Regions from separate parts of the Homo sapiens genome. Here region 1 is linked to region 2. A link is an interaction called in ENCODE POLR2A ChIA-PET data of the cell type or tissue named here. Cell type or tissue: PC-9. All regions are shown on one strand. Links, peaks and the distances in the headings refer to the core of each region. The heading gives the core; the rest is flanking DNA. Region 1 overlaps CTIF (cap binding complex dependent translation initiation factor). Region 2 overlaps CTIF (cap binding complex dependent translation initiation factor).

Region 1 (4,388 bases), core at 326-4,325, 100 kb after region 2:
CTGGGCATGAAACTGAGTAGTGACCCCAGGACTCCAAGTTGTCGGGAGCTTCCCTAGGACAATGAACATGCCTCAGTGGCCTGAGCTGCATGTGGGCCGCCACCCTGTTGGCTCCAGTGCAGGCCCTTCCCCTGCCCAGCGTACCTCTCTACTTCTGGCTACAGGCCCTCCATGCAAGCCTGCCTACTGGGGTTTCCCAAGTTTCTTAGCCAGGAACCTACTGGGGAGCTTGCTGGGGCAGAAGATGGGGCGCTGGAGGCTCAGCACCAGTTGGCAAGCTGGCCGATGGTGGCTTCCTCATCCATCATAGTTTATTCTTGATTCATTGAAAACCACGTTTGAGCTAACGAATGAAGAATATTGCTTCTCAGGCTGGCCTCTCCCCTGAGATCTGGGTAGAGCCACATACCAGCTTTGGAGTCTTCCTTTGCAATCCTAAAATCTGATCAAACTCTGGTGTATTTGTTACGTGTCGGGGCTCAGGTAGCCACAAAGCAACATAACATATGGTTCCCGCCCTTGGGGATCTTAAAATCTAGCGGCAAAATTGCTATGTCTACTCAAAGAACCATCTACGACAGCATGTGGCGAGACATGGGGTCTGGTGAGTTCTCGGGGTGAGGTTAGGGAGGGCTTCCTGGAGGACGTGAGGTAGTGGAAGGACCCACATAACTGAGAGGAATACCCTTAAAAAGGAGAAGAGTAGAGACACCAGCAGTGGTTGCAGGTGGGATGGAGACAGAGAAGTAGTGGGGATGGGAGGATCCCCCTAAGACTGCAGGGGAACTCAGCTCCCTCCTGGGTCAGGGGCCAGGGGGCTGGACTTGGCATTTTTGACCCAGACCTTCAAAGTCTCTGTTTCTGGATGAAGAGACCATGCCACACTGAGGCCTCTCCCCTCCATCCTGCTATGTGGCCGTGACTATCATCTTGCCACGCTCTGACCTGAAACCTTTGGTGACAATGCTCCCTCTCACCTAATTCCTGACTCCTCCTGGCCAGCCTGGACCTCCTGTCTACCAGGCAAGAGCTAGAGAGGTGGTGCCACCATCATAGTGCCGCATCTGCTTGTCCCTGCGCCTGATCTTCCCCATCCATCAAGACCCTCCCCACACGTTCTCACTTCAATCAGTATGCACGGAGTACTTCATCAGGCCAGCAAGCTGTGACCCTGGTGTCCCAAACATAAGCATCTCAGAGGAGGGCAGCACAAGAGAGACACTTTTCAAGAGGGAAAGTGTGGAGCCTGGGGCACCTCTGAGAGCAGGCAGGTGTCATGGGTGTGCCTGGGGGCTGGAAAACAGGTAACAGCCCAAGCTAAAAGTGCTGACCACAGGATGATGATAAACCTTGTCCAGCCCTTCTTGGGGAAAGGCCCCTACGTGAAGCAAAGATGGCCCCACAGATGGGACACAGAGGAGCCGGTTGGGCTTCCTGGGCTGTGGAGCCTCCAGGCTCTTGGCGGAGAACGCCGCCAGCCGCCTCACTCCATTAGGCCTCACAGCCCAGCCACCCTTCTGGGACTGCCTCCTCCACTCATGACTTAATTACTGACAGGTTCGCTTGTCCCTGAAGGGCTGTTTTTCCATCCTGGGAAGGAGAGGAAATGTGAAACGGAGTTAGCTGGAGTAGGGCCTCCCCTGGGCCACGTTTTTGAGCCAGGGCTGGTGGAACTGATGGGGCCATGGTGAGACGTTATCACAGAGAGGACTCCTCAAGGCTTCATGCATAGTGGAACCCCCAGCCCAGCCATCTTGGGACATGGCTCCCCAGCAGATAGTTTCTTTGTCTAGAACCTTCCAAAATACAAGGGACTTGTAGCAGGACGCTGATAACCTTCACATTAAACACCACTCAGCTAGGAGACAGCCCGTGTATTCTGGGACAAGGACCTGCTCTCCTAGTTCCCAAATGCTGAGGTCCTGAGGCTTAGAGCAGTGAGTTAAAAGTCAATGAAAGGCTTTCCCTTATGATAAAAGACAACTAGTACATTTAGAAGGAATGATGGAATTAGAAAATCATTTGGCAACCACCATAAGAACAATTGTTTCAAGCAAGAATCATCAATGGAAGTCAGTGGATGAAAGTTTTGAAGAAAAACAGAACATTGGCGTAGCCTCTAAATATCTCCCCAAAGATATTTCTTAATTACAAAGGGAAAACTTGTAACTTTACAGTGGAGAAACTTGGCAGTCACCACCTTTGCCAGGTAATCATAGTTAACATCACCAGGCAGGGGATTAAAGAACAGCACGTACCTCCTGACATGGTGCACTGGGAAGGTCACATCACTACAGTGCCTATAACCCAAGTCCAATCATGAAGAAATGCCAGAGAAACCGACGCTGAGGGACCTTCTACAAAAATAACTGGTCACTCTTTAAAAAAAGGCCAATGTCATGAAATACAGAGACTTAAGAACTGCCCCAGGTTGGCTGGGCACAGTGGCTCATGCCTGTAATCCCAGCACTTTGGGAGGCCGAGGCAGGCGGATCACATGGTCAGGAGATCGAGACCATCCTAGCTAACACGGTGAAACCCTGTCTCTACTAAAAATACAAAAAATTAGCCGGGTGTGGTGGTGTGCACCTATAGTCCCAGCTGCTGGGAAGGCTGAGGCAGGAGAATGGCATGAATCCGGGAGGCGGAGCTTGCAGTGAGCCAAGATTGCGCCACTGCACTCCAGCCTGGGCAACAGCGTGAGACTCCACCTCAAAAGAAAAAAAAAAAAAGAAGAAGAAAGAACTGCCCCAGGATAAAAGATACTAACAAGTCATGACAATCGAATGCAGCCCACAGTCTAGGATCGATCGCTGGAGAAATATGAATAAGGTCTACAGACTCAATTACAGTATCGTATCTATATCAGTTTCCTGATTTTGAGAATTGTATTGTGGTTATGAAAAAAAGTCTTTGTTTTAAAGAAACACACTGTGAAATATTTAGCAGTAAAAGGGCATCATTTTGGCAACTTACTTTCAGACGGGTCAGAAAAAAATGTATACGAGAGAGAGAAGGATAAAATGTTAACATCACAGGAAACTGGGTGATGGATATATAAGAATTCTTTGTACTATTCCTGCAACTTTTCTGAGAGTCTGAAATTTTGTCAGAATCAAAAGTTTTTAAAAATAAGCAGGATTTAGTTAAAAGGGAGGAGGGAAGAGGCCATTCGAGAAGAAATGCCAATCTCAACAAAGGCTTGGTGGCAATTTTTCTTAAGTCAATTTCTTACGCACCAGGCAAACCAAATGAAATACAATAAAATTGACACAAGGGGGTCCTGCTGCACCTAGCAGGAGGTGAAACTGCAGAGACCCCTCACCGTAGGATGGCGCTACCAGGGTTGAACACAGAGCTCATTGTGCATCTGTGTACTTGGAACCAATAGAATCCCTAATGGAACTTGAGTGTCTGGGCACAGTCTGAAGGGTGGCCAAACCCTCCCACATCTTGGGGAACTTGGGAGGGCCTGTGTACCAGCACTCACCATAAGCAAGTCAGTTTGACCTTCTGGAAAGCACTTGTGGTCAAATTTCTCAAAGTACGCCCCTCCTCTCAGGGGTGGGCCTATAAGGCACTTACCAGGAGACTTAGCCCCTCAACGGGAGGGAAAAGGATGAATTCTCATTATTCTTATTTTTACCTTCATGAAAACTGGGGCAGTTTAGAGGGCTGCCACAGCTGAATCTTGCTTGACTCTTTGGGATTTGAGAATTCCTCTCACCATAATAGTTTCTCTTGGAAACACTCTTAAGTGTTAAAAAAAAAATTGTTATTTTTGGTACTACCAGATAAAGAAGTTATTTTATGTCAAATACAGTTTTTAGATTGATATGTTATTGGAAGTGAATTACAAGGTTTGTGTTTAACCCGATCTTTAATAACATTTATGAATACAGGCAAAATTTAGCCTTCTGCCAATTATCAAGTGATGCATTCTTCTTCATTTATTGTAAACGAGTTGTAAAAGCAAAAGCATGATTTTCTACAAAGAAATTTCAAAATGACATATTACCATTACACTGTGGCTTTGGCATCAGTACACACTAAACTGCAGGCTAAAGTTTGACTATATAAGGCATAAAAAGAAACAAAAAGCAAAAACTGATTTCATGGCCCGCTGTTTGGAATTCTTGAATTTTATGTTTTTCTAAAAAAATGAAAGTCAACTGGTTTGATTTTGTAATATTCTTGCTTTGTTTCTAAATGCTGAGACCCGAGAGTTTTTAGGAAGTGCTTCTGTCCAAATTGCACGACGTGAGTGAGGAGGGCCTTGGCTCCGTGTGGACACAGAGTCAGATGGGTGTTGGGCTCTGTCTGCCTCCAGCCCGGGGTTGTGAAGCTCTGCAAGCTGCAGGAGCTGCCACACGAGAACTCTGACCAGA
Region 2 (4,388 bases), core at 245-4,244:
GGTTTTCTCAAGGAAGTCAGGGAAGGAGTTTCTCATCTTACTTGTCCCTCCCAGTTGCTGGAACGCAGAGAGCACAGGAAGGGCCTTGGTGGCTGCAGACCATGTCCTGTCCTCCCCACACACACCTGCTTGGTTGCTGGCTTTTGAGAGTGGATTCTCAGACCCTTCGGGGTGAAGGGATGGTGGAGGATGCTCCCTCAGCCTCCCTTGGATGGGGCACACAGCTGAAGGCCCCACCTGCTGCTCTGTGTCAGAACAAGGGTCTGGCCTGCCTCTTCCAGGGGGCCCTTGGCACAACTCCACAGGCTTCCTCCCTGGGGCCCCGTCAGTGCCATTGCCCTCCCGGGCTCTCCATGCTTCAGGGTGACCAATGGCTGCCCAGAAATCCCTACTGAACTTGCCTTTAGTGGGTATCATCCCAAGGGAAGAACCTTTCCAGTCTTGTCTATCTTGGCCTAAATGACCTGTCCTATGTCCCATTTCTTCAGGGCTCTGATTTCCTAAGAGACAGCTCATTTTGGGGATAAACGAATCCCTGCCAGTACGGAGAGGGCCGACTAGCTCTCTCATTTATGTATGTTCTATTTGGGATCGCCAGGAGACAACAGCTTCACTTAGCTCAAACACAGATCTCAAAAATTAGCGGCATCTTGAACAGTGACTTGGACACTCATGTTCCCAGCAGCATTACTGACAATAGCAAGAGGCGGAACAACCCAAGTGTTCACTGAAAGATGAATAAATAAACAAGTGGTAAATCCATACAAGGGGAATATCACCCAGTCTTAAAAAGGAAGGCCATTGAGACACATGCCACAACACGGACGAGCCCCGAAGACATTATGCTAAGTGAAATAAGTCAGGCACAGAAGAACAAACACTGTATGATTCCACTTCTATGAGGTCCCTAGAGTAGTCAAATTCATACAGACAGGGAGCAGAATGGTGGGTGCCAGGAACTGGGAAGAGGGAGGATGGGGAGTGTTTCATGGGGACAGAGTTTCAGCTGGGGAAGGTGAAACAGTTCTGGAGATGGACGGTGGGGATGGTTGCCCAACAGTGTGAATACGCTTAATGCCAAAGAAGTGCACCCTTAAAAATGGTTAAAATGGGCCGGGCACGGTGGCTCACGCCTGTAATCCCAGCACTTTGGGAGGTCGAGACGGGTGGATCACGATGTCAAGAGATCAAGATCAACCTGGCCAACATGGTGAAACCCCGTCTCTATTAAAAATACAAAAATTAGCTGGGTGTGGTGGTGCGGGCCTGTAGTCCCAGCTACTCGGGAGGCTGAGGCAGGAGAATTGCTTGAACCCAGGAGGCAGAGGTTGCAGTGAGCTGAGATCGTGCCACTGCATTCCAGCCTGGCGATAGAGTGAAACTCTGTCTCAAAAAAAAAAAAAAAAAAAAAAGTTTAAAATGGTAAGCTTTACATAATGTTATATGTATATGTATGTATTTATTAACCAATAAAAAATGGTTTTTAAAAAAATGGCAGGCTGAGCGGGGTGGCTCATGCCTGTAATCCTAGCACTTTGGGAGGCCAAGGTGGGTGGATCACTTGAGTCCAGGAGTTTAAGACCAGCCTGGACAACATGGCAAAACCCCATCTCTACTAAAAATACAAAAATTTGCCAGGCATGGTGGCAGACGCCTGTAATTCTAGCTACTTGGGATGCTGAGGCAGGAGAATCGCTTGAACCCAGGTCGCAGAGGTTGCAGTGAGCCGAGATCTCACGACTGCACTCCTGCCTGACCGACAGAGTAAGACTCTGTCTCAAAAAAAAAAAAAAAAAAAAAAAAGGCATTGGTAGGAGCAGGCACCCTCTGTGTGGGCAGGACTGTCCCTCTCCTCTGCTGTCACCTCTGGAAGACGAGCTGCATCCATGAAGGAGACCAGCCTGCTCTACCTGGGGGTCAGAGGCCCTGGGGTCGGGGGAGGAGCAGCCCACTCATCAGAGTCTCTGGCACTGACGGGGATGTGGGCGGGCTGGGGCAGGCAAGCCTCCCGTGCCCTCGAACGGCAAAATGTGTTTCTTGGACAAGAATCCAAGGCAATTGTGCGAGCCCACACAGTGTTTGTTCGGAAGCGAATGCATTCCTGTCCTATTGTCTCTGGCGGAGACTTGTTGTGGGCACGCCCATCATATCCTCCCTCAGGGAGAAACCAAGGTGCTCCAGTCAGGCTGTGGCTGTGGGAGGCCCCACAGCAGCCAGGGAGAAAGGCAGCCTGGTGGGAGTCTCCTGGAGTCCCTGGGGGAAGGGCCACGGGCACAGGCAGGCTGCCCAAGGCATGCCCAGGATGTAACCAGGCTGGTAGCTTGGGATGCCACCCTGCAGGGAGGGAAAGGGGGTGCTGAGAACTCATGGGGCAGCCTCGCTGTGCAGGGAGGGATGAGCACTGGCAATCCCAACATCTTGCCTTGCTAGTGAGGGGTGCAGTGTCCATCCAAGCCGGGCTGGCCAGCCCACCTTGACCACCTCAGCTCACCCACAGCACAGCCTTCTACTGTGGGAGAGCAAACCCAAGCCACCTAATGCAGCTGCAGAAAAAGCTCAGCCCAGCCCCTGCCTGGAGGAGCCTCCTTCCTTTGGTAGCGACTGGAGGTGGCCACAGGGGCAGCCATGAGGGAGCCAAAGTGGGAGGTTTGCAGAGGGCTGTGATTGGCGGGAGAACAAAGCCAGCCTGGGAGCTGAGGTTGGCTGGCTGGGCCGGTGGATGAGCCAGGGCTGTGGGGGGACAAGCTGAAGGTGTGGAAAGAATTGTAGGGCAGGAGAGAGGGAAACAAAGAAGAAAAGATAGTGACGGGTAAAGGCCGTGGTGGCGGAGGAAGCCACAGAAATGGGCACACATGCTGACAGTGGAGACAAAGGGGACAGGGGGAAGAATGAGGCAGAGTCAGAAGAACCACACCTGCAGGGCTCTAGGATGGTTGCCACCTACACGTCAGGAGTACCCTCCGGGACAGCTGGCCCATCCACCCTGTGCCTCTGCGGGACCTGGACCTGTACCTACAGCCAAACCTGGAGGACAGCCCAGGGACTGTGCCTATGGTAATGACGAGTCATCAAGAAAAGGGCCAATTATGTCTAGGTCTCCGTTCAGGGAGGCAGGGAAGTAGATAATCTATCCAAGAAAGGCTATCATCAAAAATGGGCATCAGGCTTGGAGTCAGAAGACCTGCTACACACTAAGACCAGCCCCTGGCATGCCACTTAATCACTCTGCATCTCAGCTTCCTCACCTGAGAACAGGGATAGTATCTGCCTAGGATTGTTTGGAGAGTCAATTGAAATAACGTATGTGAAAGAGCTTTGATAAGTGCAAAGCTTGATTCAAACGTAAGGTGTTATTATTGTTATGATGTTTCTATCTTTATAAACATGTATCTTCCCTGAAGATCTCAACATGCTTTGTATGCACCATTCCTTTTACCCTCATGACACTCCTGTGGAGACAGGGAAAGGCCACAGGTATTATCATATCTGCTTAATTGGTAGAGAAACTGAGGCTCAGTAGTTAAGTGGCTTGCACAACCCAGACAGACAGCAGGTCTAAGTGGAAATGGAAGGTGCTGGAGAGTCCTGGATCTGTGCTCTCTCCTTTACGGAATGATATTAATTTCCCACATTAGCTAATTCTTATTTTGCTGGTTGGAGCTCATAATTTTTTTTTTTTTTTTTTTTTGAGACGGAGTCTTGCTCTGTCACCAGGCTGGAATGCAGTAGCGTGATCTCGGCTCACTGCAACCTCTGCTTCCCGGGTTCAAGCGATTCTCCTGCCTCAGCCTCCTGAGGAGCTGGGACTACAGGCACGCACCACCACGACCAGCTAATTTTTGTATTTTTAGTAGAGATGGGGTTTCACCATGTTGGCCGGGATGGTCTCCATCTCTTGACCTCGTGATTTGCCTGCCTCAGCCTCCCAAAGTGCTGGTATTACAGGTGTGAGCCACCATGTCCGGCTGGAGCTCATAATTTTTAATTGTGTTGACTGGTGACAGGTCAACCTGAGCCTTCACAAAATTGAACTGATTTTACCTATTCTTTGTCTGTATTGGCCACTACCTATCCCTCCATCCACTCATCCACCCTTTTATCCATCTGTCTACTTGCCTACTCATCCATCCATCCATCCATCCACCCATCCATTCTTTCATTCATCTATCTATCCATCCATCCATCCTTTCATCCATGTATCTATCCATCCATCCATCCATTCATCCTTTCATCCATCTACTCACCTACTCATCCATCCATCCATCCATCCATCCGCCCATCTATCCATCCTTTCATCCATCTATCTACTCACCTATTCATCCATCCATCCATCCACCCACCCATCCATTCTTTCATCCATCTATCTACTCACCTACTCATCCATCCAT

Evidence for each region. ChIA-PET counts read pairs that join two places held together with the same protein. Peaks named below come from ENCODE experiments on the same cell type or tissue, not always from the same donor. Only the 100,000 strongest peaks of a DNase experiment are listed, where the experiment ranks them.
Region 1: POLR2A ChIA-PET joins it to region 2 with 7 read pairs; 2 of 35 experiments call an interaction of 5 or more read pairs at or near these places.

What each region holds. Positions count from the first base shown.
Region 1 is chr18:48,743,167-48,747,554 of GRCh38, reverse strand. The region is part of intron 7 of CTIF (cap binding complex dependent translation initiation factor); the gene reads right to left. Among named protein-coding and RNA genes, the nearest start is that of MIR4743, 75 kb to the right of the region's middle. In PC-9, for the core only: no CTCF peak of the experiment used is centred there; a DNase peak (open chromatin) is centred at 2,754.
Region 2 is chr18:48,846,607-48,850,994 of GRCh38, reverse strand. All of the region lies in intron 10 of CTIF (cap binding complex dependent translation initiation factor), which reads right to left. Among named protein-coding and RNA genes, the nearest start is that of CTIF-AS1, 6.9 kb to the right of the region's middle. In PC-9, for the core only: no CTCF peak of the experiment used is centred there; no DNase peak of the experiment used is centred there.